7 separate regions of the Mus musculus genome follow, and regions 2, 3, 4, 5, 6 and 7 are each linked to region 1. The links are chromatin loops, found by intact Hi-C in ENCODE. Cell type or tissue: left cerebral cortex. All regions are shown on one strand. Region 1 holds the start of Gm40695 (a long non-coding RNA gene). Region 2 overlaps Ggt1 (gamma-glutamyltransferase 1). Region 3 has its middle 6.3 kb from the start of Mif. Region 4 overlaps Cabin1 (calcineurin binding protein 1). Region 5 overlaps Cabin1 (calcineurin binding protein 1). Region 6 overlaps Cabin1 (calcineurin binding protein 1). Region 7 overlaps Gm40698 (a long non-coding RNA gene).

Evidence for each region. Hi-C counts contacts between places; a loop is a spot of excess contacts. Peaks named below come from ENCODE experiments on the same cell type or tissue, not always from the same donor. Only the 100,000 strongest peaks of a DNase experiment are listed, where the experiment ranks them.
Region 2: it touches region 1 in a loop (2.5-fold over the local background); 24 of 42 quality-filtered maps call a loop at or near these places.
Region 3: it touches region 1 in a loop (4-fold over the local background); 11 of 42 quality-filtered maps call a loop at or near these places.
Region 4: it touches region 1 in a loop (2.6-fold over the local background); 13 of 42 quality-filtered maps call a loop at or near these places.
Region 5: it touches region 1 in a loop (2.9-fold over the local background); 2 of 42 quality-filtered maps call a loop at or near these places.
Region 6: a loop joins it to region 1, with 2.6 times the contacts of the local background. A loop is called at or near these places in 13 of 42 quality-filtered maps.
Region 7: it touches region 1 in a loop (3-fold over the local background); 2 of 42 quality-filtered maps call a loop at or near these places.

What each region holds. Positions count from the first base shown.
Region 1 is chr10:75,634,196-75,638,195 of GRCm38, reverse strand. Susd2 (sushi domain containing 2) reads left to right here. Exons shown (of 15, transcript NM_027890.5): 12 at 1-231; 13 at 338-514; 14 at 590-695; 15 at 826-1,577. The coding sequence ends at 850. Gm40695 (a long non-coding RNA gene) reads left to right here and starts at 1,811. Exons shown (of 2, transcript XR_871832.3): 1 at 1,811-3,536. In left cerebral cortex, a CTCF peak has its summit at 2,331; a DNase peak (open chromatin) is centred at 2,343.
Region 2 is chr10:75,583,994-75,587,993 of GRCm38, reverse strand. It overlaps Ggt1 (gamma-glutamyltransferase 1), which reads right to left. Exons shown (of 15, transcript NM_001379537.1): 11 at 2,987-3,174; 12 at 2,709-2,836; 13 at 2,495-2,607; 14 at 2,290-2,403; 15 at 1,801-2,113. The coding sequence ends at 1,967. Among named protein-coding and RNA genes, the nearest start is that of Ggt5, 3.4 kb to the left of the region's middle. In left cerebral cortex, a CTCF peak has its summit at 1,595 (motif pointing left); a DNase peak (open chromatin) is centred at 1,579.
Region 3 is chr10:75,851,978-75,855,977 of GRCm38, reverse strand. No RefSeq gene overlaps it. Among named protein-coding and RNA genes, the nearest start is that of Mif, 6.3 kb to the left of the region's middle. In left cerebral cortex, a CTCF peak has its summit at 2,297 (motif pointing right); DNase peaks (open chromatin) are centred at 337, 785 and 2,319.
Region 4 is chr10:75,702,456-75,706,455 of GRCm38, reverse strand. The region is part of intron 26 of Cabin1 (calcineurin binding protein 1); the gene reads left to right. All of the region lies in intron 2 of Gm40696 (a long non-coding RNA gene), which reads right to left. Among named protein-coding and RNA genes, the nearest start is that of Gm40696, 7.3 kb to the right of the region's middle. In left cerebral cortex, CTCF peaks have their summits at 2,195 (motif pointing left) and 2,742 (motif pointing right); a DNase peak (open chromatin) is centred at 2,035; H3K27ac peaks cover 1,923 bases.
Region 5 is chr10:75,717,903-75,721,902 of GRCm38, reverse strand. It overlaps Cabin1 (calcineurin binding protein 1), which reads left to right. Exons shown (of 37, transcript NM_172549.3): 23 at 364-625. Among named protein-coding and RNA genes, the nearest start is that of Gm40696, 23 kb to the right of the region's middle. In left cerebral cortex, a CTCF peak has its summit at 1,506 (motif pointing right); a DNase peak (open chromatin) is centred at 1,504.
Region 6 is chr10:75,710,631-75,714,630 of GRCm38, reverse strand. Cabin1 (calcineurin binding protein 1) reads left to right here. Exons shown (of 37, transcript NM_172549.3): 26 at 1,000-1,178. Among named protein-coding and RNA genes, the nearest start is that of Gm40696, 15 kb to the right of the region's middle. In left cerebral cortex, no CTCF peak of the experiment used is centred here; DNase peaks (open chromatin) are centred at 1,383 and 1,613.
Region 7 is chr10:75,950,385-75,954,384 of GRCm38, reverse strand. It overlaps Gm40698 (a long non-coding RNA gene), which reads left to right. Exons shown (of 2, transcript XR_871837.3): 1 at 1-142; 2 at 361-535. Among named protein-coding and RNA genes, the nearest start is that of Gm5134, 2.1 kb to the left of the region's middle. In left cerebral cortex, a CTCF peak has its summit at 2,489; a DNase peak (open chromatin) is centred at 2,502; H3K4me3 peaks cover 1,119 bases.

The sequences.
Region 1 (4,000 bases):
GGCTTCTGGTCTACCAATTCGTGTACGGACCCAAGCACAACCCCAACTTCAAACCACTCTTCCCTGATGAGACCACACTCAGCCCCAGCCAGACAGAAGATGTGGCCAGACTGTGTGAGGGTGACCGTTTCTGCATCCTTGATGTGATGAGCACAGGAAGCTCGAGCGTGGGCAACGCCACCCGGATTGCCCACCAACTGCACCAGCACCGTCTGAAGAGCCTGCAGCCTGGTAGGGAGTGGGGAGGGACTCAAGGGGTGGACCTCTCAGATCGCCTAGCACTCCCTCCCCCCCATTCAGTGGCCAGCAGTTCAGGCCTGTCCTCTGCTCTGCCCAGTGGTATCCTGTGGCTGGCTACCCCCACCTGCAAACGGGCATAAGGAAGGCTTGAGGTACCTGGAAGGATCCGTTGTCCGATTCAGCTGCAACAATGGCTACAGCTTGGTGGGGCCGGAGAGTAGCACCTGTCAGGCTGATGGAAAGTGGTCTATGCCTACCCCAGAGTGTCAGCCAGGTGAGCTGCCCCTCCCATCCTGCCTCTGCATGCCTGTGCCTTCCTGGCCTTTGTCGCCACTTTCATCTCTCTCAGGGCGGAGCTACACGGTGCTACTGAGTATCATCTTCGGAGGCCTGGCCATAGTGGCACTGATCTCTATCATCTATATGATGCTGCATCGCCGCAGGAAGAGCAACATGTAAGACCCTACCTGTGTGAGGGCATCACTCAAGAACTCCCACCCCCAGCCCCGCTGCTCTTTAGCTTTCTTAGGACCTAAGAGCAGTTGGCGGGACTCCGGTGCCATGTTAAACCTATCTCTGTTGTAGGACCATGTGGAGCTCACAGCCCTGAGACCAGAGCACACTTGGCTGACAGCATCGGGCCACGTGCTCACCAAGACCCAGTCTCCCCGGGAGAAGCGCAAAGAACATGTACCCTAGTCCTATGAATGCCACATCTAGTATCTGTGCCTTGAACACTATGGACCCAATACCTGTCCTAGCCTGTCCTTCTGACTGAGACATGATACCGGATAGTCTTAACTCCAGAACCCCACCCCCAACACTTCTCCATCAGTAACCTGCACTTCCTTTGTCTATTGGTTATGACTCTAACTCCTCAGACTTAAGGGATGGCCTTCTTGTCCCGTCCTAGAACTGGAGTACCTATGTCCCAAGCCCTGCGTTGGAAGCTCCCATTTCAGTTCCTCACTCCCCAGAGCCTGATAAACTGAGACCTGGTGCCTGCCTTCCTGTGAGGTCCCCCAGAGCTAAACTGCCTTGATTCCTGCCCCATGGAACAACTTGAGAGCTCGGGTTGGCTCAGTCCCACAATGAAGAGTGGCCCCGGAGCCTGAGCAGTGAGAAAGAGAACTGTCCAGCAGAGAAGAGACCTCTTTTGTACCCCAGGCTTCTACTCTTACCTCTTCTCTAGCATACTCAGGAACGCCCTTCCATCCCCATACAAGAACACAAGCTCATGTTACATCTTTCCTGGTTCCCGTCTGTTTGTGTTTCCCCACGGTTCCATAACTGTCCGTGAGGTCACCCACTAATAGCATCAGAGTTTGAGCCCTGCCTGCTTCCTCTGCTCCTGCTTCCCATGGCGTACGTAGTCTCTCCCGAGCTTTTCCACAGATAGGGTGGGATTTAGAAGAATGGTGATGCCGGGGCGGTGGTGGCGCACACCTTTAATCCCAGCACTTGGGAGGCAGAGACAGGCGGACTTCTGAGTTCGAGGCCAGCCTGGTCTACAGAGTGAGTTCCAGGACAGCCAGGGCTACACAGAGAAACCCTGTCTTGAAAAAAAAAAAAAAAAAGAATAAGAATAAGAATGGTGGGTGGTACCCAGTGGGAAGGCCAGTGCCTGCAAAAGGCTCAACTGGGCTGTCATAGTCATGAGATGAAAGAGTCAGGTGCCCTCTGGCTAATCCCACCTCCTCCCCAGACCTGATGACACTGGTTCAATTGTTGATGAGCTGCTGGGCTGCTCACAGGAAAGGCAACATCCCACTCTGGTGTTCTCTGAGAAAAAGGTACCTTGTACAATCCTGGCTTGGGCTCCAAGCCCTGCCCAGTTGCTGCCACTTCTCAGATAAGCACAGAATTAAGCCTCATTTATTTGACCTAGATCGACTTTCTTGGAAGCACAGATCAGTAGGCAGCAGAACGGCCAGCGGGGCCCAAAGTTCTCCTTTGTGGAAAGACCCCCTGAGTGAGGGCTGTGAAAAGCCTAGGCAGAGTTGGGTAGGATCAGAATTGTTTCTCAGACAGAGAGTGTGATAGAGCTCCACCTACCGAATCCCGTAGGGAAGTTTCTGTGGGACTTATTGTGTTCTGCAATTTCAGGAGCAGCCACGCGGGGGCAGAAGAGAGCAGGAACAGTGAACCCTGATGGCCGCAGAAGTGCCAGATCCTAGGTGGTTGGGAATGATAGCCCTTGCCTGTTTGGTCACACTCACGGCCAAGGTTTCTGCACACCCCACACCCCACGCCCCCTAGGTTGTACGGGTTTGTCCAGCTGAAGAGGCGCCCAGAGTTCTCTTATTTAACTTTACCCTTAGCCAGAAGTCCTGGCAAGAAATGGAAGAGCTGAGCACCAGGGACAGGTCCCTCCGAGGGTTTCCAGAAAGAACTGAATGAAGAGGCACATTATGTGTAAACGACTGGGAACTACAGGCTTGAAGGATGGAGCACCCAGGATGCTAGAGGAGGGGACAGCCTCATTGGTTCTGACTTTCCAATCCCCGCCCCCGCCCCGCCCCCATAGCCTTGCTTCTTATTTTTCTTTAGGTTTGCAGCTCAGGATAGGGTAGGACTGAGGGGTTTTTTTGTCTTGCCTGTTCGTCTGGTACTTTCCTCTCAGATGAGGTAAAGCAAGGCTTGTGTCCTACTGCTTGAGTCCCCAGAGGGTCCCTGAGCCAAGTTAAGCCAGGCCAGATGCTCGACCATGAGTGGGACGCTAGCTTCTTAGACCGGGCCTGGACATGTGAGATCAAGGCAAGCCGCTGCAGATCTGTCAGAATAGCCTAGAAGTCTACACCAGGACCACAGGGGTTCCAAGCTGAGAATGGCAGCAGGCTTATAGCTTAGCTACTTAGGAGGCTGAAACAGGAGGATTGCTTTAACCTGTAAGTATGGGGCTAACCTATTCCCCACGGTGAGGCCCTTGTCTCGAAAAAAAAAAAAAAAAAAAGACAGGTTAGTCAGGGTCATTTCAGTTAAAGGTCTTTCTGGGGAGCGGCAAAGATGCGGGGGTGGGGGTAGAGGGGGGTGACTTACGATGACTTTCTTGCATCCAGCAGCATCCAGACTTCATCGTGAAGGCACGGCCTCTTTTGACCTGAAGTTGCTCCCACTACAACCCAGGGTGTGCCCTAGACTTGTCTGTCCCTGCACCTCCCATCTAAAGGACGAAAAATGGGTTCTCTGGCTGAGAGCCTGGCCCCAAACAGCTACCATCTTCAGTGCCAAGGACAGGCTGGACTGGGAAGCCCCATAACCTGATGGGGATTTTCCTAAGAGTCCAGAGAAGCCAGGTACGGCTCCCACCAGTGTGAAGGTGGAAGATACCAGAGCAAGCGAAGACCCTCAGAGACATGAAAGGGCCTTAGCCTTAGAGAGGCATCTCTAATGGCGAGTTTGCAGGAGGCAATGCCGGCAATTTGTGAACCCTTGGTTGGAGTGATGGAATATCCAAATATCCGAACCTAGTGTCCTGCCCTTGGGTCCTTGTACAAGGGATAGGCAGTAATGCATGGGCTTGGAAACAGGGGTTGGGAGACCCAAGAGAGGAAATAGGGGCCCGTAAAGCACTCGCAGGGTCCTACCATCAACTCTAGACAGACAGACAGACAGAAAGGAGATATGCACTCTTGGATTGATGGGGGCCCAGGAACCCACAGAAACCAGAACGGTGAGGTCATGTAGGTATACCCAGTCCGAGAGTCACAGAAGTAACTGTGTGACAGCAGAGTCTGGCTACTGAAGCAGAGGAAAGTAC
Region 2 (4,000 bases), 50 kb after region 1:
CAACCAGGAACCAAAGCACATTCTTGAATGTAGGCCAGTCCACTCACGGGCCACTGTCCCCTAAGGCCAAAGCAGTATGGGGGGAACAAGCAGACACAAGGGTAGGTTATCTTCCCCTCCTGGTCCCTGGCTGGGACATCCTGGTCAGGCGCAGACCAGAGTTCAGAGGCAGTTCTACGGATTCTCAAGGCTTGCTATCATACTGGACTTGGCTGGGAAGGCCAGGTCTGGTGGCTCCAAAGGCCCTTATCCAGGAAGTAACATGGAAAGGCACTAGAAAGGGGATGGTCACTCAAGTCCCCAAGTCTCCAAAGAAGCTCTGGGCTATACGCAGTGGGTCTGGGAGAGCGCGGTACACTTCAAGCACCCTGGGTCCATGGAAATCTCCGGCCAGTCCAGTGGGGCATGAAACACTGATATACCATATCTTAATATATTGGCCTAGGGAATCCTGCCTTCTCCCCTTCAAATATGGATTGAGGAATGGCTGGCACCCCCCCCTTCAGCCCAGCTTCTGTGTTCCCCAAGGAGCCCCAGAGATAGAGAGCTTTAGAGCTCAGACATGGAGCACACCTACAGGAAAACCCTGCTTTCCCATGGGCAGGTTGGAAACACCAGGACTTCTAGCCTCCTGGGACCCTCCTCCAGCCACTGGGTCCCTTCCCTCAGGGACCCCCAACTTGTGCTCACTTTAAGGGGCAATATTTAGCTCCTAGGCTGTGACTACCCCGGTGGCTCACTTCTACATTGTCTCCAAGTGTCTCTTTACCTCGTGGTCACAGCTGTGAGTTCTATAGACCTTGACACAGCATGAGGGGCTGCCCTTAAAGAGTGTGTTGGCTAGTTTTATATCAACTTGACACAAACTAGAGTCATCAGAGAGGGAGCCTCAACTGAGAAAATACCTCCATAAGATCTAGCTGTGGGCAAGCCTGCAGGACAGTTTTTAAATTAGTGATGGATGGAGGAGGGTTTAGCCTATTGTGGGTGGCGCCATCCCTGGGCTGAAGGTCCTGGGTTCTATAAGAAAGAAGGCTGAACAAGCCATGAGGAGCAAGTCGCACTCTTCCATGGCCCCTGTATTGGCTCCTGTCTCCAGGTTCCTGGCCCGTCTGAGTGCCTGTCCTTACCTTTCATGGTCAACTGTGATGTGGAAATGTAAGCCAAATAAACCCTTTCCTCTCCAAGCTGCTTTGGTCATGGTCTTTCATTGCAGCAATAGAAACCCTGACTAACACAAGGAGGGATGTATCTAATGGTGCTCTTCTGGGCTCATCCATTGTGAGCTGTGTTCCCCTTGTGGATCTGTGGGTTTTCTATAGCTGGCGGACCTGCTGGGACTGTCTGTTTGTTTGAGAACTGGGCCTCTTGCAAGACAAGCTTGGCTTTCACTCTGGGTTTGTGCTTGGAAAGTGACCTCAAGTATGGCCTTAGCCAAATTGCCTTGTTTTTGTCTCTAGTCTACTCTCCTTCAGTTTTACCCCCTAAGTGCGGGCCAATGAGAGCCCACATCTGTCCTAGAAGCATTCTCCACCCACAGCTACAGTGTCATTGCTTTGTTCCAGTTAATGGCAAGGTCGGGGCGCCCTCTAGTGGCTGATATTGCAAGTGTCACTGCTTAGGACAATTTAGGTGTTCTGTTTACCCCATCCCCCTAACTCTCAGGCACGGTGGGATTCCCCCCACTTAAAGGTTGGTGTTAGCTTCATGACTTAACATCACGGTAAGTCTTAGGATCCTGCCTTGTCATTTTCCAAGTGAGATGACTCCATTTCATACACAAGACACTAAAGTCCATGATATGGAAAGTTCAGCCCGCAAAGGCTTCCCGCAGCTTGGCGGTGGCCTCCATTTATTGCGCTCCCTCTGTCCCACCCAGAGGCGGCATGTTCTCCAACGTCCCACTCTTGCTCCTGTTCCCATTCTCGTCCCTTGGCTGCGGGTCAATCTTGCCTCTTCCGGGCACTCAGTAGCCAGCAGGTTCCCCGCCTTTTCTGGAGTCTGAGGCAGCTGCCCAACCACCTGATGCTCGAACGACAGCCTGAACTACAGCGATGAAGGTGGGCGTGACTTCTGTATGGTGGTGCCGAATCTTCAGGCCTGCAGTCACCACCTGGGGTGTGTGTGTGTGTGTGTGTGAGAGAGAGAGAGAGAGAGAGAGAGAGAGAGAGAGAAAGGACAGGGCACGTCTCAGCAGGGCCACAGATTTGTCGTAACTCAGAAGATGCCAGCCTCTAGGATGCTCTCTCATCCCACACCATGATTCTGTCTCCTCAGCTCCCAGCCTACCTGATCAATGTCTTTCTCTACCGTTGTGGTATTAGGTAAAAGCTGGTTGTGCAGCCGGGGCTCCTCCACAGCTCTCTTCACATCGTATCCGAACCACAGGCTGTTGATGATGGCCTGGCGGGAAAGGATACCAATATGTCAGTATAGCCCAGGAGCAAGGGCAGAGAGAGACAGGAGCAGGAAAGGGCAGGCAAAAGGCACATACCAGTGCAACAGATGTGGTGATCTGGGTACCCCCTGAGGCTCCGACCACCATGCGAACCTGGCCGTCCTTATCCAGGATGATTGAGGGACACATGGATGAAAGAGGCTGCTTACCTATGATCCATAGGAGGAGACAGGGGGCTGGTCTGCTGCCTGCCTAGGGTACCAGCCCCCTCCCAACTCATGCCCTGCATCCCAGGATTCCCACCCTGCACCTGGCTTGATGAAGTTGGCTGGTGAGGGGGCTACCCTGAACTGGTTGATGAAGTTGGGCGAGCTGAAGTCATCCATCTCATCATTAAACAGGATGCCACTGACCCGAGACAGGACCTTGGAGCCAAAGCTGAAGATAGGCCAGCTCAGATAATGATATACAACCCAGCCATTCCCCACCTGGTCCCCACCCAGCCCAGGCCAAGAGCACTTACTAGGAGCCCCACCCACCCACCCACCCCCAGGTCCCTGCTCTGCCCAGCAGCTGCACAGCCCCTACTAGAGGTTGATGGTACTAGTGGCAGCCACAGCACTGCCATCCTCTGAAACCGCAGACAGGTGAGCGGTGCCTCCATCATCCTGAAGGTAGAATTCAGGCTCATAGTAGGCGGCTGGGTGGGTGGTTTCATCAGTGATGCGGGCTCGGAGCTGGGTGGCGTAGAACTCAGAGCTCATGTTGCGGATCACCTGCCGAGACCCCAGAGCTGGCCTGAGGAGGTTAGGAGGGAGGAGGCGGGAAGGGGATGCAACAGGGCTGTCCCAGCTGGTCTTAGGAAGCCCCAGCCGCGGATCTTACCTCTATGCTAAACCAGGACCTCCCCAGGACTAGGGACAGTACCTTCTAAATCCCGTCCGACACCCTCTTTAACCTCCAGCCTGTGACTGTCTGTCCCTCAAGCCACTAGACCCTTGCCATGTTCTTACATGATCTGTGTGATTGTTTATGGAACTTGTGGTCAGAGCTGAAGAATCAGCAGGGAAGATTCGAGTCTTGAACAGTGTAACATGGAGAGAACACTAGTAGGCAGGGAGAGTATTGGAAATGGGAGGCCAGACGACAGGAATAGAGAGGCAGGAAGCATTCTAGTGGAGAGCCCTGAATGAAACCTGAGGGGTAAGGCTGGTGAGATGGCTCAGCGGTTAAGAGCACTGACTGCTCTTCTGGAGGTCCTGAGTTCCAATCCCAGCAACTACATAGTGGCTTATAACCACCCGTAATGAGATCTGACGCCCTCTTCTGGTGTGTCTGAAGACAGCTACAGTGCACTTACATATAATAAATAAGTCTTTAGGGAAAATAAACCCTCTGATAATGGAGAATGAACAGGATGAAGGAAGAGGCTTGACTTCGGCTTTTTGCTACAAGCCACACAGGCTTGGGGTAGAGGAGTAAGCAGGATGAGAAAGATTTTCATAGGTTCCATCTGGGGGGGTCCCAGAGAAGACTGTGGACAACCACCACATGACAGATGAAGATGTCACTGTGGGTGGGAGAAAAATATAGTGGCCTTGA
Region 3 (4,000 bases), 220 kb before region 1:
TTTTGGGCCTCAGTTTCCCCCATCTGTGAAATGAAGGGGTTCACTATATAAATATATGCCATGCCTCCATATTCACCCAATCGTGAAGATGGATCGGCACATTTTCCATCTCGGGTGGCCTGTGCCTGTACTCAGGTCTTGATAAATTGTAAAACCCCTCCATTTGTGCCGCACCAGCCTCGAAGTGCGGAGATGAGGCGTGGGGCGGGACATCTGAAAGAGTATCACGTGATCAGGCTGATGCGGTGAACAGAGGCCTGGAGCACCGCTCTGAGATGATTCCGCCAGGAGCCGGCCAGCGTACCCCATTGGGCCCATGCTGAAGGGATCCACCACTCTCTAAAGCTGGCAGGTGGCCTGATCAGTTTGAGTCACTGTCTTCTGAGCAATAGCTGAAGATGGAGCTGGTGGCTCTCCCAAAGCAGTGTTTCACTTGTTGAGAGGGTTGAGTAATGTCCAGAGGTTTTCCTTTGTTTTGACTTGAACTGGACACGCAGGTTCATAACCCACCATCTTAGTTTCTCTACATTCTAAAAGAAGTCTAGGATCCCTATTGGTGAAGAAAAATGGATTTATTTACAGTTCTAGCCAAATTAGTAAGAGGAAAAAGTTATTTTGGGCATTTCCTTGGCTTCCTTGAATTAGGGTTTCATCTTCCTCCATAGTGAAGATGAGTCAGGCCTAAGACAGCTTTTGGAGGCAGGAGAATCTAGAAGGCAGGTTACTGGGCCACCAGACTTTCCGGAAGGGGGTTCCACTTCTGGCACTAGCTCAGGCTTTCGACATGGGGGCCATCTGGAGAAACCCGTGTTCCTTGGCTCCCTTCCTGTCATCTCTTGTGCCAGAGTTACAGTTCTAGATGACTATGCTGCTTGAGTCTTCCCTACCGTGGGCAGCTAAACGCCATCCTCACATCCGCCCACCCCTTCCCCTTCCATTCTCAAGAAGCAGCACCATACTAGGCCCCCAGACCTGTGGGACTCTCTGGGTGAGAGGGTCCAGGACCAGGATAGGGACATGATGCAAACAGACCCACCAGTGGGCCTCACAGCTCCCTCTAACCCCCACCCCACCGAGGCTAGTGTGTCCAGTGCTCATGTACAAGAGATAGCAGTTGTTCTGGTCCCCAGTGCCCTCCACCGGGCAAGCTTGGAGTCTGTACTCACAATCACTAACTTACTAGGGCATTCCTAAACCCACTAACAGCTAGATTCCAATACGGCTCCAGACTGAAAAGCTACCAAGGAGATTCCATCTTTGTGTTCCTAGAAACCTTTTTTTTGTTGTTTTTTTGTTTTTTGTTTTTTTAATGTATATATTTTTATTTCTTATGTATATATTTACCTCCCTCTTACAATTTTTTTATTATCCTTTTGAGAGATCTATGAGGACTGAATTTTCGTCACCTGCTTCAACTCCTCAAAGGTTACCCCTCAATTCTATGGTCCTTTAGTTATTATTGCCTACACACATATACTGTGTTATAACTCTGAGGGGAAAGGTGTCCTGGCATTTGAGAGCCAAGGATTACCACAGAGTCACCCCACAAAAAAACCTCACACAGATTGGGAGGAAAAAACCCAGGCCCGTGCCTGCCACTGCTCAGAAGGTGCAGAGAACTGAGCAGAAGACAGGGTTTATAAAGCATTTGGGGGCGGGGCGGGGCGGGGGTGGGGCCAAGATGTCCAGGGTGGGGATTGGTGGGATTACAAGTCCTGAGCTTGGGCTTTTTACTCTGTAGGGCTGGGTCTAGGTCGGGCTGTTAAAGTACTTAGACTGTTCTATGAGTGGAACCTGTCAGTTCTCAGAGGAGGGATAGATGTACATATATATATTTATAAACATGTGAATATATTTGTATCTATTTATAAAATACAACCTTCAGTGTGGGCTCATATGTACATGTGTTTAGGCCTGACCGTCACCTGGGATTGGGTAATGTATTGGGGGAGGGGGTCATCCCTGGAGGACTCCCTTCTCACATTAGCAGGTAATATAGGTTTAGGTGGCCCAAATTCGAATGCCAAAAGAGTTCTCTTCTGCCACTTCCCTCCCACCCCAGGGTGACCCTTCTCTCAGATTTCTCCAGAGAAGGCCTAAATTCACGCACATCACACACGTCCGCTCAACTCCAGCTTTCTCTACAAGTAGCACTTTACACTTGTCTAAGACTTGACCAGAGTGACTCCATCTTTTAGCCAGATGCTCAGTTTTTCTGTGCGCCCGACTGCTGCACAATAGGCCAACTTTCCGGTCACAATGTATCTTTGCCTTTTGTCCTCTCAATGCCTCTAGTGAGCCACCTCTGATGAGCTAACACTAGGTGGCGCTCTGAACCCAGATATCATTTTGCTCTGGGTGTAGGACAATCACATTAAAAAAAAAAAAAAAAAAAAAGCAAGCCGGGCGTGATCCCAGCACTCGGCCTTTAATCTCAGCACTCGGGAGGCAGAGGCAGGCGGATTTCTGAGTTCGAGGCCAGCCTGGTCTACAAAGTGAGTTCCAGGACAGCCAGGGCCATACAGAGAAACCCTGTCCTATACAGAGAAAACAAAAACAAAAAAGCTTGGAGTTCCGGTGCCCATGCCAGCCCGTGCCATTATAAGTAATCTTATTTTGCCAAGGTAGATTTGTCAGAATCTTTGATTTGCTAGGGCCCTCATTATTAGGGGGTGAATAATGTTTCTTTTCCGTCTTCCTAGGAAAATCATACTACATACTTTTAAGTAAAAAAAAAAAAAGTCTACTGTGGTGCCTGCAGATCGCTTTTTGTCCCCCACCACCACCCCCACCACCACCCCCCATGCAGGACAGGCCACAGTTAAGATTTTGTAAGACCGGAAAAGCCTTACGTCCGGGATGCCACTCACAGGGACGCAGAGTCGAAGATCGATGCAAAGCGCAAGAGGTTTATTGATCCAGCATGCTGGGGTTGTCCTGAAATCAGGATGGAAGCGACCCCGCGTAGCTAAAGCACACACCTTTTATACATTTTTTAGAGCACTTCTCAGTCCCAGTTTAGGGCTGGCAGTTTATCATTGGTTAACCTTTAACTGCATTACGGGGCCAGACTTAAGGACCGGAGACTATCTCTCTTAGTGAGTAAACTTAAGGAACAGAGGCCAATTCTGGGAAAAGAATATCTTGACATTTTTACAACAACTTAACCTAATGACAAGTTCAGGCCATTTTCAGCCTTTTCTATGCTATGTGTGAAACTCATAAAACTGCTTACTCAAGAGAGGGGTGTCACTCCCTAGGGCTCTACTGGCCTCTCAGAGGGGAGTGGCCCAGCTAGGCAAGGAACAGGAGGCCTTCCCATCCTCATTTTGTCATTTGGGGGAACTTGCTTGTCATTCATAGCAACAGGCTCTGGTCTTTCTCTAGGTTTGAGGAGTATGAGGGGGAGGGGGCGGGGCGGGACCTATTCAGAGGGTGGCCAGACGTTTTTCTCATCATTTTTGAGGGTTCTTTTCCCACTGGGTTGTGTTTTTGCCTTAAGAGTGCTTTCATCTGAACCTTGTTGTTACAGCATGGGCCTTTAACCAAGCACTGCAGACGCAGAGGCAGGCAGGCGGATCTCTCTGAGTTCGAGGCCAGCCTGGACTACGCGAGTTCCAGGACAGAGAAGCGCCGTGGGGGGTGGGGGGGGGGAGAGTTCGTTTATCCATCCAAAGCCCTAGGTCTTGGTTAATTGCAGATATTTTCTGAGACCATCAGTCCACCTTGGGCTCACAATAGGCAGAGCTAGTTTGCCCTCAGCACTATGGTACCACCTTGGTCATGAAACGATGGGGAAATTTTCTGTCCCTCCTTTGGGGGCTGTCCAGCTCTGGCTTCTTTCTTACCTCACCCCACCCTCTTCTCCATTGCTCCCCGCTGCCCACCTCCACCCCACCTGCTGAATGGTCCGGTCCCATTTTCCTGAAGTGTGTCTGCCCACCCACGAGGGGCCCCAGCTGTGTCTCCTGTGAATGAGGCCATTCAGGCAGCTGTGATA
Region 4 (4,000 bases), 68 kb before region 1:
AGGAGGAGGAGGAGGAGGAGAGGCTGCCCCAGGCTTCACACAGTTTTCCTTGTTACTCCTAACTAACTGATCCGACTTTAGAGTCTAAGGCTGGCCTTCTGTTGTGGGAGAGCTACTAGGCTCTGTTGTTTGTCTGATTTCATCCAGCCCCTGAGCCATCCTTCATTAGCTGGTCGCAGAAAGAGGGTACTTTTATCATATTGCGAAATGTGCCTGGCACACTTTCTCTCTTATCTTTGTCTGTTTGCCTCCTCAAGGTCCTCAGTCAGCTGTGCCAGAGAAGATATGGCTCCCTGGGAGAGGGGATGGGGAGGCTCTGTATGCATGCACACTACAGCAACCTACTTATCTATTTATATTTTAAAGTCAGATCCTGACAGGTAGCGCAGGCTGGCTCCTGCCTTAGCTTCCTGAGTGCAGGGATTATAGTTGTATACCACAGGCTAGGCTTCTGGGTATCTTCTAAGAGTTTTTCATTCGTCTTTACCCTATGGCTCTGAAAGAAGGGAAACTTGGCTTCCTCTGGCCAGTTGGGTACTTGATGTGGAACCATGTGTGTCTTCTTGGACTTTGTAATCAGGATTATCTTACCCACCATTTCATACTCACCAGACCTGCAGGAACAGAGAAAAACAAAATCCTGAACTTTGCAACCTCTTAACGTATCTTATTTGAAGAAATTCACCTTTGCTGAGTGTGGTGACACTTGCCTGCAATCCCAGAAATCAAGAGCCTGAAGTAGGAGGATCCCAAGGCCCAGGGCTGTGTAGTAACGTTCTTACTGCAAAGGAGGAGAAGGAGGAGGGGGATGGGGTAGCAAGACAGAGGGAGGGCTCATTAGGAAAAGACACATACTATGCCTGAGGGACCTTCCACGTACACACAATGCTCGCATTGCATTCACATGTATACAATGAAGAGAAAAGAAGTTGCAATTTAAAGTTTCTAATCTTGGGCCTGGAGAAGATGGCTCAGAGAATAAGAGCACTTGCCTTTCTTCCAGGGGACTTAGATCAATCCTCAGCACCCGTGTTACATGGCTCACAACCTCCTCTAGCTCCAGCTTCAGGGGATTCAACACTCTGGCCTCTACACATAATTTAAAAAATACAAGTCTTTCATGCCTTTAGTCTTGGAAGAAGCAGGACAGGAGAAGATACTTACCCTCTTTCTAGCCAAGGATGACTTGGCTAGTTTCTGATGCTCTTGCCTCTCCTAGTGGGTATGGGAGTTACTAGTTTATGTGGTGCTGAGAATTGAGCCTAGGGCTTTATGCATGCCAGATAGAAATCCTAATGACTGGCCTACATCTACTGACCTATGTCGATGGCCATTGCCGTCTTCTATTTCTAATACATGTAAGCCCCCAGCATCCCACGAGCAGGCAGCAGCCTGCCCTGCTGGCTCCGGCTTCCTAGTCTTTGTTGTGTACAACCTTTAACCCCCGGCACTGTCCAGCACTGTGACCTTTAGGTGTTGCCACAGGACTGTGGTGATTCTGGCTCCATTAGCTGTGCTTTTATTAGGGCTGCTTTATACTGTGTTCATCCCTGAGGAGAGAACTGGAGCTACCACAACATCCTCAGTAGCGGTGGCAGCCTGAGCTCTGCCAGCTCTCAGAGCTTCTCACGCATGTGAGAGGTTGGGGAAGTGCATCCCCAGGCTGTCCAGCCTGGCCCCTCCCCTGTGGCTGCTGTGCCTCTCATGGCATTTTAAGAGGCTTAAGAGTGTTCTCTCTGCGGGGTGTTGCTTTTCAGTGGAGCACAACCCTCCGTTCCATCATCTCTTCTTGCCCACAGCATTCCCGTTATAGTCTGGCTGTCTTCCCCATGTTGCTTGTGGATCCGTGGTCCCCTCGTGTTGAAGCATTGCGCAGGCATTAGCTCATTAGGAGTAAATACCCATTTGCTCAAGTCAATCCTCTGTTTTTACAATGATCACAGCTGGGATTCCACCAAACTGGCAATTCCTTTAGGCTGCGAGCCTAACAGCTTGAGAGCCAGTGAGCTAGTGAGGCATTGTGCCAGTGGTGAGATCATCCTGGCAAAGCCTGGATGCTTTCCTGAAGCTCAGTGTTGGTTGGCTATGCTTCTCAGTCTGCAGTCCCCACAGCGTGTTTCCTGTTGCCTGAGATGAGCTGGCCCTGGCCTGGCTCTCTTGGGGATGCTAACAGCAAGGGCATGGCTGCCATCTTCTGGAGACTTTCAGGCCTCTCTGGCATTGCCCAAGCTATTCATGTTTCTGTCTAGGCCAGTGCGAATGCTGTGGGATGGGATAGGTCATTATGCTGTCATTAGCGTGTGTGAGGGGGTAGAGCCTGTGGAGATCCCATGTTCAGGAATAAGGATGCTTGTGTTAAGAAACATGAAATGGGAGCCCTAAGGCAGTAGACTTACTCAGCCATGTTTGTCTAGCATGTCAGTAGCAGATATGAGATTGGAATGTGCACCAAAGACCCTTTAGTTCAAAGTTCTTCAACAAGGGCTAGCAAGATAGAGCAGGTAAAGGCACTCGCTAAGCAAGCCTGTTCCCTGAGGCCTGTGCCTGGAGTCCTCATGTAGATGGAGGAGATGACTGATGAAAGCATTGTCCTCTGGCCTCTGTAATGCTGTGGTTCTCCCCCATGTATCCATTATACTGACTTTTTATATGATTACTGTAAGTGTAATTAATAATGGTCACCATTTCTCAATATTCTCTTTCTACGGAGACAGCAATGGGCTATCAGTCCTGCAGAGGGAGCAGTGGTCCCTTACAGTGGAGACCCAAGATGGAGTTTCTTCTGAGTGTAGCAGGCCTGGCCTTTATCCCTCACTCAGGACTTAGGAAGCCCCATGCCTGACCCTGAAAGTAAGGAAGAGCTTTTTATCAAGTAAGACAATTCCAGCTTTGGTCTCTTCTGTGGCCCAAATCCTCTGTTTTTATTACATCTGGCCAGCTGAACTTAGGAGCTATCACTCACTGGGCTGTGGACCTGACAGCCGTCTCTACTGTGCTACGTGTTGACACCTCCGTCTCATGGCCAGAGCAGCAGAGCAGGTATTGGAGGTCAGAGCTAGTTCTCAGTGTTCCTCTGCAAGTCTCTCTCTTGGCTTGAGGTCAGTGATTGGGCACTGGTTAAGAAAGGGCACCCGTAACCCACTGCAGTGTGGCTCAGCAAAACTATTCAGAATAAAATGTCTGATGGTTAGTGTGTGGCATTACTGATAAATCGTACCTAGTCTCTGTAACAATTAGGAATGGATAATTGGGCTGACATTTTTATGGGTGCCAGGTATTGCACAGGCACCTGTGTTTAATGACCTGTGTAATCATAATGACAGTTTTGGAAATGGTCACTGTTCTTTAGTTTTACATAGAGGGGAACCAAAGTGCAAATCACTGTGGCATGGATTTTAGGTTTTCCAGGCTCGAACAAAGGAGCAGGATTTCAGCACTGACAGTCTGCCCTGCCAGGCTCCGGGCTTTCTACTTTTTGTAAACAATTCCACCTTGTTTCCCATTTTCCCACCAAGTAGCTTGTACAATCCCCTGGGATTACCTGCTGATACAGTCACCAGTGTTTGATGTCTAAGGTTCTGAAGGAGGACTGGGAGGGCCACAGTGGGGCTGTGTCTGCCTCTGCCCCATCTCAGCATAGCTGGTCAGTGACAGGGTGAATTTGGACTTGGCTCTCTAGATCCCTACTTCACCCTCAGATACCCAAACTACTTTATCACTTATTCACTGATTGCACAAATGTGGTTTGTGCCTTCCGGCTAACAGTGACACCATTAGTCACCACCAACCTGAAGACACTGCACTTCTTCACAGCACTGTAAGGGTCTTCCGGCTTCTTGTGGTTTTTATGCATTTTACTTTTGTGTGTTTTAGAAGGCTTCATGCTTTGCTGCTACTTTAGTTTAGGTTTAGTTTAGTTTTGACACCAGGTCTTGTGTTCTCCCTCATCAGTGCTGGCCTTACAGCTGAGCAGCAGCACACACACCTGGTAGAAGAAGGC
Region 5 (4,000 bases), 84 kb before region 1:
TGAGAAAGCTCTCCCATGCTTGCTGTCCTCTGCACCAGCGTGTCTTTGGTGTCTTTCCTGCTTCTCTCTTGCACGGTGTCACGCGAGCGTGTTGGAGGGTAGTAAAAGCACCTCTGGGTTTCCCTGGCTGCTTCTGCCTTTGCCATCTCCTGGGGTGATCAGAGAGTTCCGCACGCCAGTTTTAAGGTGTGGTGGGCTGAACTGATGGTGTATAGGAGGGGCAGCATTAGCTCTGCTTCCATAGTGTCTGCCGACTGTCTGTCAGGCTGTAGTATCTGCCGGACTCTCTGTCAAGCTGTAGTGTCTGCCGTCCATCCTTCAGGTCAGCAATGTTGGTAGCTGTTGCTTTTCTCACTACCCTAGGTTTGACTCCTGGGCGGGAATGGCTCTGGCCCGGGCCAGCCGAATTCAGGACAAGCTGAACTCAAATGAGCTGAAGAGTGATGGGCCCATCTGGAAACATGCCACACCTGTTCTCAACTGCTTCCGGAGGGCCCTTGAGATTGACAGCTCTAATTTGTCCTTGTGGATTGAGTATGGTACCATGTCCTATGCCTTACACTCTTTCGCATCCCGTCAGCTGAAGCAGTGGAGAAGTGAGCTGCCCCCGGAGCTTGTGCAGCAGGTGAGGAGGGTGCTACAGAGGGCCTGCCATTGTCTGTCTAAATAGGCTGGCCTAGGTCCCTGCTGCTCTTTGTTCTGACACACCAGCTCTCTGGGACATGTGAACTGTTTTCCTGCAGGAATGTTGTTGTTTCTTGGTCGTTGGGCACCTAGTCCATTGACAACAATTTCAGAGGTAGACTCTTATGACCTGCCTGACTGGTCATCAGTTTGAACGGAGTTGAGTAGTGAAGAAGGGATAAGACCATCTGAAGTAGGCACCGATTCCCTGTTTCCAGAGAAGGACGTGGGGGCCGCGGTAATATGCTTGGCCTGGCATTAGGGTTTTCAGTTGCCATGTGTGGTGTTCCTCTCGGCAGGATGCAGGTCTGACCTACAGCTCTGCTCTGTAGAGCATCACTGGTTCCTTCAGATGCAAGTGAAGGGATCGCTCCGACATGCTTTCGGATTTCTTAGCAGCAGGTGGAGGCTGCTAGAGATCAGACCTGGTGAGCACAGACTGCTGTAGAGCTACATCCCCACACCATGCAGGCCAGCGGGGCAGTAAGAGGTTGGAGCTCAGGAAGATCTCTGAGGAAGAAGGTTGAAGGAGCTGACCAGTCAGGTAGATAGTACTTGGTTTCAGGTTTTGCACTGATCATCTGTGATGAAAACCCCAGGCAAGATGATGGCACTGCCGACACTGTTGACACTGCTGGGTGGCTGGAAGAGACCCTCTGCACTCGCCACTGCCCTCCTCTGAAGCGTTGTTGCCTTGATGGGGAGCTGACAGTGTGCTGAGGTCCCTACTGCCTCTAGGACCCTGCAGAGTAAGACACTGGCCTGCAGAGCCTCTGAACTTGGCAGATGATACTGCAAAAGCTGAGGAAGAATGCAGCAGTAGACTTCTCCACTAGAGGTTGCCAGTTTTATATCTGAGCTGCATCCTTAACAGTCTGCCCTGAACACAAGGCTACTGTTTGAGAACCTCGGCTCCGAGAGAGTCATGAAGTGAACCCACTTAATGAGGACTGAGTTACTGTAATCAATAGTGAATAAAAGATGTCATTGGGCCTTATGAAAAAATTAGTCGTGAAAATGCCTCCTGAATCTTGTGTCACTAGAACTTGACAGTTCAAGAATGTGCTCTTCTTTGTGAGCAGAGCTGAAGTTGACTCTTGGAGAGCTCAGCTTTCTGTCGGTTGTAGGATTCTGTAACACACACCTTTCACCTTTGCAGCATGCATTTTAGAAAGCTACGTTTCCAAAGCTACTTGGGAGCGACCTCCCTTGCCCTGGGACTCTCTGAATCCTCTGTGCCTTTCAGGGGTATTCTCTTGGCAGGTAATGGTCAGCTGTGCTCACTGTGAGTTCTGGAGCATAAAGGCTCAGAGTTTGCACACTTGAGGGGCAGCACGACCCTGGGCTTCCCTGCTGTTGTGTGAGGCCTCAAGGCACTGCTGCTGTCCTCATCTGTGCTCGGGCACCTCGCCCTCAGCTTAGTAGCTCGTCTCTGGCTTCTAGACTCAAAGCAGTTTGGTCCCCATGTTTTTCTTCCTCAGTGTGCAGACTGTATGAACTCTATAGATAAGTGAGAATAGGGGCTCCATACTTGGCTGGGTCTTTTGGGTAGGCGTGGAGCTTGTTAAAAGGACGTACCAGGGACCTGCAGACAGAAGCTGTGCTTTTGCAAGCTCCTGGGTGGGCATTATGTTTTCCTTTATTATTTTTTTAAATTTATTTTTTTCTTCAGTAGTTTAGATGTGACATCATAGGGATAGGCTTGAGCCCAGAAGCAGAGAGTATGTGTGAGAAGTGTCCTTAGAGGTCCCAGCCCACTGCTAACAGGGCAGATATCAAGTGCTGTGCAGGGCCTTGTCCTGACAAGAACAGAGTGGAGAAGTGCCTGCATTGCCTCTCATCTAAGCATCACCTCCTTTAAGAAGTTGTTATTTATCTTTCTAGACTGTACAAGGAAACAAAGCCTTTTTACACACAAGTGGTGTGTACATTTAGAAAAGTCTAGGAGGATTTGCCTGTTGGACTTTTCCTTTCATCCTGGATGCCAGTGTACTAAATGCAGTGTCTGGCTTCCCTTTTCCCTCAGCCTGTGCTGTAGATCTCTACTCGGGTCACTTTCTACGGCTCCAATACAATCCTTTTAAATGTGAACTCAACTTTGTTATAGCCGACCATACAGAAACCCCTTATTGCTTCATTGGGTGGCCTTATAACAGTAGGGACACAATTATCCTCCAGGTAGACACACTGAGGTGAGGTAGTCCCTCCCCGTGAGGGAAGACTTGTTCCGAGAACCGAGAGGACCTTTTGCAGAGCTTTATTTGTCCAGCTCCTGCAGGTAGAGGGCAAACTTGACATCTCCTGACCTGGAGGAAGGGAGAGGTTTGGCCTCAGTATCTGGGGTGCATACTGCCCTGCAGGGCTGCCCTGTGTTCCCTGGGCTCCTTCCACCCCTGGGGAGGCAGATTTCTAGGATACAGTCCCCGGGTTGCTTAAGCTGTGTTTTTTTTTACTATGTCTGAGAACTAGGCTGTTGCACCTGTTTGCCATATCTGAACTGCTGTGGTCTTTAGCTTTTGCCTGCAAACTTGCCAGAGATGGTATGGGGAAGTGGAAATATTCCTATGATGTTGGATTTAAGGCATGGAGAAAGAATTGGGGACCAGAACTTCCTAACCAAGTGACTCGGAGGGGGTGACTTGACATTGTTTCTGTGTTTCATGCTACATATGAAAACGACCCATTCCTTCTCCCAAGCAGCACTGGGAGATGTCAGCCAGGATGCCAGCACAGGCACTCAATACACAGGGAGGCTGAAAGGCTGTGAGTAAGGGTATCCATTCTGTCAGAGGGTGACAAGCCAGAATGGAGTCAAATGGCATAGCTTCTGACCACTGTCCCTCTTCCTCCTGAGTGGGATATTGTTCCCGCTGAACTTAGCAAAACTAGGGACAGTGACAGAGCCACACAGCTATTAAGCAGTGCAAGCAGAAGAACTACATTTAAGCAGCTGCCTTTCCCTTAAATAGACTGGCTGTAGGGCCTCGTTTTCGAGGCAGTATGACAGAATCCCTCTGCTTGCATGTCCCACTGAGCGTGTGGGAGCAAGGTGCTCATTCCCTGCACTGGGGCTTTACGCTGTAAAGGATGCCTGGTTTTTTGAGATCAATGAGGCATAGTTGTATCAGCCTTCTTCCTCCTTAACCTCCTTCCAGTTGTAACCTGTGTGGCTGAGGGACACCAGTCCTTACCACGGCCATGCAGGTTATAGTTGGGAACCCTAGAAAGAGATCAATAGGAACTTCATAAACTCATACCGTTAAGGTGCTACAGAAAGAAGCTAAAAGAAAGGACCTTTGAGTTAACGAGAAATGAC
Region 6 (4,000 bases), 76 kb before region 1:
ACCCAGGAGCCTGTGTATGTTAGGCAAGTGTTTAGCCACTGTGGTACCCTACCCCCAGCCCCCCAGTCCCCTGGGTTCCTTAATTAAAAACAAAATAAATGAAAACCTAAGCAAGGCATCGACTGCTTGTGGAGGAGCCCCTCGGGGTAGGGTGCTTGCTTTTGTGGGTTGGAACTGAGAAAGAGTAACTCAGTGTCCCATTTTCTTTCAAATGCTGACTGGGCAGCGTGTAAGCATGCATCCTTGTCCAGTGCCGTGTAGCTGTCTGTCATAGTCATTGTTGAACTTCCCCGCTTTCTCAGCCCCTGACTCAAGTGGCAGGGCTGTCTCTCTTCTCCATCTCTCTTCCTGGCAGTTGTGGAGGTTTATGGGGTGACTTTCCTGTTCTGTTTGTTTTTCCTCTCTCAAACTCTGATAAAATTCTCCTCAAACTTCAACAAAGAACAACTGAGGGTGTTTAATTGCTCACCTTTCAGCAGTGGGCCTGGGACGCCATCTGTGCTGACCTGTTTAGACCTTTTCCCTGCCTCATACCTTTGCTGCATAGTGAAGATGTCCAGTGTTACATGAACAGGAAGGATAGTTCTACTCCCCCCTCCTCCCCGTTACCAATGTTGTACTTGTGCAAGCCTGCGCTGGTGTGTACTTGTTTGTGGATGCTCATTTGTGGAGGATTGGCTGTGCTGAGATATCTTGCAGAAAGGCTCTGACTTGGTGTGCATGCTAAGGATATGTTTGACACTTCCCCTGCAAGATTTCCCGAGCCTGAAACCAGAACGTGTTAGCCCCTGGCCAGAGAAGTTGGGCAGCATCCATTTAGAAGCTGGAGGCTGTGAGGGTGATATGGGGGAAGCCCTTCCTCCTTAGTGCATTAGCCACTCGAGACAGGGACCACTCAAGGTATGTGGAGCAGCAGCCCCCGCCCGGGAAGGGTGCTGACCCACAGGAACATTTCTTTCCTCATAGTGTGGACATTGACGTGCAGCTTTGTCCCCACAGGGAGAAGGCCTGCCTGGTGGATGAGGACTCCCACTCTTCAGCTGGGACACTGCCGGGCCCCGGAGCCTCCCTTCCCTCCTCCTCTGGCCCAGGTCTGACATCCCCACCTTACACAGCCACTCCGATTGACCACGATTACGTCAAATGTAAAAAACCCCATCAGCAGGCGGCGCCGGACGGTATAGTCCCTGTTCTCCCTACTGTGCCAAGGGCGGCACACCAGCTACGGGGAGGGTGCTTTGAGCGACTTCATTTGTCGCTTTGTTTTGGCGAGGGGGGTGCTGGGTCTGGGGTGACACGGGCAATGTTGCGGCTGCTCATTTACCTCATGGATTCACAGTGCTTGTGCTTCCAAGACATGCTCAGGTCGCCATCTGCCTACGTCCATGTGGGAGGCAGGGAAGGAGCAGGTCTGGCGGAAGCAGCTTCCTTTTGAGATTGCATTTTCCTACCTGCAAAAATGGGGGTGCTGGCATCTTTGAATGACATTTGGAAGCCCTGTAGGCTGCCTGGAGTGATTCTTGTCACTGTCAGCTCCATGTGGCCTGCGCCTGTCTGCAGCACATTGTCATGGCTCTGTCCTGTGGTAGGTAGGCCATAACTAACACTAAGTCTGTCACTCTTGGGCATCTAGAGGCTGTTCCATGTGGGATGAGGCAGGTGGCGACTATTCCGTCACATTTCTTACTAACAGTAGGAGGCTTGCATGCTGGCCTATAGCTTAATCTTTCCATGGTCTCACCTGTACAGTAACAAGCTGGTGACAGTGTACTTGGCATAAGCAAACTGATGGACTTAGAGGGTCATTAAAGTGGAACCCCAGAGAGCTGGTGATAGTGCTTAAAGACACCCTCACTCCATGTCACTCATCTCATCTGAGCTGTTACTCTGCCTTCCAGGATGGGGATGTGACACTCCTGGGTAGGGTAGAATTGGTGCCAGGGCCGTTCCTATGTCAGGTGGTTCTTAGGGGAAGGATGGGTGCTCTGAGTGCCATGGTAGCTCTCACTTGGAGGTCTAGTAGAGAGCTGAGGGGGCAGAGCTATCCTGGCTCCACGGAGGTCTGCCCTGTATACAGATTCCTGGGGAACATGGGCGACTCTTCCAAGATTGCTGTGTTGAGATCCATTTCAGAAAAGCCCTGGAGAAGCATGGCACAGTGGCTAGATCCCCTCTGCTCCTCTGGGGCTGGTGTTTCAGTGATCTCCTGGGAGAACACTTGAGCATCCATCTAGATTTGGTTTGGTCCTGCATCATATATGTTGAAAAAGAGACTGAGGATCTATGCATGCCTTGTGTCTCCACCACCTCCCAGTGGGCTGTGTCTTTGATAAGGCCCTGTATTTACAGTTCTCTAGAGCAGAAATGAGAAGATCCAACCCCTGGCTCCTCCTGTCTCCAGCTCAGCAGATCTCTCTGTGGAAGAGCCTCTTCCTCTTCTTTATTAACTCATATTGTTTGGGAGACCCACCCCGTTCCAGCCATTGACCTTTGAAGGTACTGAGCAGACACAGTAGAAGTAGACCCTTGCTGTGAGTTTCTGCTAGATACCCTTGGTGCTGATGCAGCCTCCACATCATGTTATGTATCTACCTGCCCTGTGTTCCTGGACTGGGGAGGACCTGTACCAGCTTTGCAGCCCCTCCAACCAGCTCAGACTGCAGGTACCACGGACTTGCCTGTCCACCCACAGGGTTGATCATGCTTTTAGGAGCAGGAAGGAGGGAGACAGGAGTACCTCAGAGGAGCCCATGGCATCACTTGGCCCTGATGGGCTTGCTAAGCCATGTGGCACATGTATGAGCATAGAGCTATTAGGGAAGTGCTGCAGAGTTCAGGCACTAGGTAAGTGTATGGTGCTAACTAATAGTTAGTTGTTCTGGAAGTTTGCAGAACAAGGAAGTTCAGATAGACTTTCAGTAGCTCCAAAATGTTAACTGTGGAGCCACTGGGTTTCCATACCTCATTTCTGTCCAGGCCCAGTACATGGAGAGCATAGCACTTTGAGAACCCCCAGCCTCTTCACCCTCTGCAGCCTACAGAAGTATCTGTAATATGAAAATGGTTAGACCCCTAAATTTAATAGAGCCCTAAATTAGTTGTACTCTTCAGATGTGATATCCTTTTCATCAGTTTCTGGTTCCTAGGGAAAGGGCCAGACCTTAGGCAGAAACAAGCAGGTTGCAAAGTAAGGCATTTGCTGGTAGCTTGAAATCATACTACTTACCACTACTCCTGCTTCATGAGCTGACCCAAGACAGGGTATTAATACTTGCTCTTAAGTCGAGGCTCCCTCCCAGTATAACTAGGGTGCTTCTAGCCTGGTACCACTTAGACTAGGGAGTTGAGGTCAGATGGAAGGGCATGGGCAGTACCCTGGAGTTGAGAGACCTCTGAGTTCCAAACTGACTCTACCGATTACATGCTCAGCTTCCTTTGACACAGGCCTTGGTTGATTTGCACAGCCTGGCCGCTTCTAGATGTAGTTCTTCAGGTCATCCGTGAACTAGAAGCTCATAGGGTGGAAGCCCAGGTCCTGGGGTATGCCATTATTCTTGGGTTTTTTTTTTACCCCAACTCTCTAGCTAGAGTATGGCCTCAGGTGTGTAGGCACTGCCACGTGACTCATCAGGCTATGGACAGAGGAAGCTCCTTCCTAGGATAAGACCCAGCTTCACTGTCCGACCTGTCCTGACTTGGCCACTGTGCTGCATGCACTGAAGGTGGGCGCTGGGCGCTTCTTGCAGACTCACACTTGTTTTATGATTGGCCCTTGAGGCCACAGTAGTCAGCCATCATATCCAGCTCTTCTTACCAAGGTCACAAGGCCACCCCAGATTGACCAAACTGAGGTGGAAGGGAGAGGGAGGGATAGTTGAGACGGAGTTTCTTCCAGTGTATCTCCTGGAATTGGCCCATGTGCTTCGTATTGAGACTCCCTGTCTCCGGGGAGAAGTACGTGTCATGTATTCTGTAAACTTTAAGGGGGCTCCCAGTTATT
Region 7 (4,000 bases), 320 kb before region 1:
CACTTGGGAGGCAGAGGCAAGCAGGCGGATTTCTGAGTTCGAGTCCAGCCTGGTCCACAGAGTAAGTTCCAGGACAGCCAGGGATACACAGAGAAGCCCTCGAAACAACAACGTCAACAACAAACCTGGGGCTGTGAGGCTGGTGAGATGGCTTAGCGGTTAAGAGCACTGACTGTTCTTCCGGAGGTCATGAGTTCAATAGGGAATGGAGGGAAAGAGAGAGACGGAGACATACCGGGTGTGCGGGAGGAGGTCAGGGGAGGGAAGGAGAGGGAGAGAGGGAGCCTTGCCTGGTCAGTCCCTATGCAGTCTCTCCATCATTAGCCACAAAGGATCATCCTTGGCTAAATTTTGGCGCAGGTGGGACTAATGTGGGACAACTGAAGAAGGGTCGTTAATGACGTCTTTATGAGCTATAGCGGATCATGGAGCAGATTTTGAAACCAGTAACATCTCTTCCGTCTTCATTTTCGGTTTATATTTGATCTTAGTGGATGTTCGCATTATTTTTAATTAAAATGTGATATCAAACTGGTATCTACCTCAATTCCATTTTTCTTTTGTTTTGTTTGTTTGTTTGTTGTTTTTGGCACTTAAACTGTGTGCCAAGGCGCTTCCTTTGCTTATCTCACCACAGCCACAGCTCTGGATGGCAGAGCTAACCTCAGGAGCCGTGCCATTTTATGCAAGTAAATTTTGTTTTGTTTTGTTTTGTTTTGTTTTGTTTTGTTTGAGACAGGGTTTCTCTGTGTAGCCCTGGCTGTCCTGGAACTCACTCTGTAGACCACACAGGACTCGAACTCAGTGATCTGCCTGCCTCTGCCTCCCAAGTGCTGGGATTAAAGGCATGCACCACCAACTCCCGGCTTACAATTCAACTTCTTAAATGATTTATTTTCTCTGTATGGGCTGGGCAGGGAAGAGCTTTCTCTTCTGCAGTCTCAACCCTGGATCTTGTTTCTTTTCTGGGATGGCAATCTTCTTTCTCCCTCTCCCGTGTTCCTTGTCCGGGAATTCTAGAAGTCCTGCCTCTGTCTCCCTGCCCAGCCTTTTGCCTCCGGCAACTGTATTTACCAATCAAAGCCAAGTAGGAGCAGGAGCCCTCAGCGTCTTATGTGTCGAGGTATGAATCCCCCTGTAATTTTGGGAGTCCAATTAACATAATACAAGCAACAAACCAATGAACAAAGACCAATGAAGGAATGCCCGAGTAACAGGAACACCCTTCTTGTATGTCCTTTTACACGGACTGCGAACCAAAGTTGTGACTTAGCTTTCAGACTAGTCCCTTCCTCAAAAGATCCAGATGTGAGGTGGGTCTTCCCCACTCAGATGATTCAATCAGGAATAATCCCTCATGGCTTGGGGTTTAGTTGATTCCAGATGTGGTCAAGCTGACAAGCAAGATTAGGCATCACGTGACGTACAAATGTATATAATACATACAATAACGGGCTATTTGTTAAGTAGAGGGTGGTAGATGTCAGCTGGGGACTGCAGTAGCAGTGCTGCTAGCTGACTGCAATAAATGGCAAAGATTTCTACCTGGATGGGAATAATCAGAATCGCTAGGACTGACTCTAAGTATGAGATGTGCTTCTCGACCATAGTGCTCCTCCCATACATGAAATGACTTGTCTCTTGAATTTTGGGTGAACATAGTCGTTTCTGTTGCAATATTTATGTGTGTGTGTGTGGGGGGGGTTATTGCTGTATGTACATCTGCACACCAGAAGACGGCACCAGACAGTTTCAAGCTGCCACGTGGGTGCTGGGAACTGAACTCAAGACCTTGGGAAGAGCAGTCAGTGCTCTTAACCCCCAATAAGTCTTTTCCATTTCTCCCTGTGCATGTACACACACACACACACACACACACACACACACACACACTCCGTCTTTCTCTTTCTCTTCCCCTCTGTCTCCTTCCCCCTGGTGACTTCTCAGGCCTCATTTGGTCCTTGGGACCAGTGAATCCACCTGAGAGCTGATTACCATTAAACCTGCCTTTGTATATTTTAATTTGGCTTAACTGGCTCATTTCACCATTGGAGAATAAGTAGCTTATCAAAAACATTTTCAAAAATCTCAGAAGCTGGGCAGTGGTGGCGCATGCCTTTAATCCCAGCACTTGGGAGGCAGAGGCAGGTGGATTTCTACCGAAGTGAGTTCCAGGACAGCCAGGACTACACAGAGAAACGCTGTCTCGAAAAAGAAAAAAAGAAAGAACATCTCAGGATTACCCTTGTAGTAGACCACACTGGAAGCAAAAAATCGTTGGTTGTAATTTTAAATTACAAATTAACTATTAAATTGGGAATTTTTAGTGCTGAGGGATTAATAGGATTGGGGTTGGATTTGATCGAAGTATGTGATATGCATTAGAGCCGCCAGGGGGAGATATTGCTCCAAAAGATAACTCCTAACCTCAGGAGTGAAATCACTCTGGACTAACGGAGGGAGACCTGTGGTACCTCTCCAAGTATTCAATCTTCCCTAGAAAGAATAGGCAAATTTAAAGAGAAAAACACCCTTGAGATGGGGGAGTTCAGTCCCTGTTTCTCTTCCCACATTCTAAGACACGGTCTGAAATTGCTTAGATCTCCCACATGGTGTCGCTGTCTACCCATAAATAAGCAAAAAAAAAAGTCACGCTTGCTTTTTTTTTTTTTTTTTTTTAAAGTTATTTATTTGGGTTTTGAGATAGGATCTCGTGGTTTAGCTTTGACTGTCGTGAAACTTGTTATATACACCAGTATAATCTCGAACTCACAAAGATCTGCCCATTGCCTCAGAGGCCAGTTGGCAATCCTGATTCAGGCTCCCAAGTGCTTAGGGTTCTCCGTGTCCTGCAAACGCTCTGAGTGGTCAGAGCATTTGACCATTTTTTAGTAACCCTGACTGAGAACGTGTAGCAGTGCCACACTTAATGAGTTTCGAGATGGTGAGTTGCTGGAGAGTAAGGGAGGGGTGAGACGACCACGGAGTTCTTTATCTGCCCCCCACCCCCACCCCACCCCACCACTCTGTTAAATGTTTCCAGACTGAAAATCCAAAGATCTGGAATCCCAAACCGCCCACCTCTCTCGGGAACTCATACCCCCCACCAAAGCCTAGCACAGGCAAACGCTAGGCTCAATCACGGTTTCTAAGCTGGATGAGAGGCCGCAGATCCGCGCACCGAGCTCCCCGCAGATCGTGCGCCAATTGGGGCACCCTCGCGGTGGTCCAACTGAGCCATAGGTAGATCTGGTGGTGGAGCGGGAAGGACCAGTGGAGAGGACGCAGGGGGGCATCTGGGCAGGGACAGGACCACCAGCTGGCCGGCGGGGCGGAGCCACATCCGACTCCCCCAGGGCCTGGAGCCCTGCTCCCCAGGTGTCCCCCACCCCCAGCACCACCCCAGCAAACTACCCTGCCCTTCCCCACCCGTGGGCACTTCCGGAACCACTCTAGGCCTCAGGAGGTCTCATCATCTCTGTGCTCCTGCTGCTGAGCCTGGCCGCTGGTGGCCTGGTGTCCCTAAAGCATGTTCTAGCACAGCGGAGCGGAGCCCGCGCTGGACGGAGCGCACAGGAAAATACTGAGGTTGGGAAAGGCGAGTCTAGAGCCTCCAATTACAGCTGAACCTTCCTTGAGGCTAGGCTCGAGATCCTTTATTCAAAGGTAATCCTGGCCAGACATGTCCCCCTCCCCCACCGCTCATATAGGACCACAATGAGGTGAAGGTGGATGAAAGCAAGAAGGGCGAGAAGAGTGTAAGCTAGACCCTTCTGGGACTCCGTAACCCCCAAACGCGGCATCTGGATGCTCATCTCCAGAAATGAGGTACTTCTTCAGAGCCCTGGCGAAGCAGCTGGATACGTCTGTTTTTATGCACGTTTTTTATGTGTGTCTCTTTGCTTTTTATATCCTGGGGGTTGAGCCCAGGGCCACTGTTTATACTTTTCAAATCCTCTTATCGCTGATCTGTGACACCCTCACCCCCACCCCTGCCAGC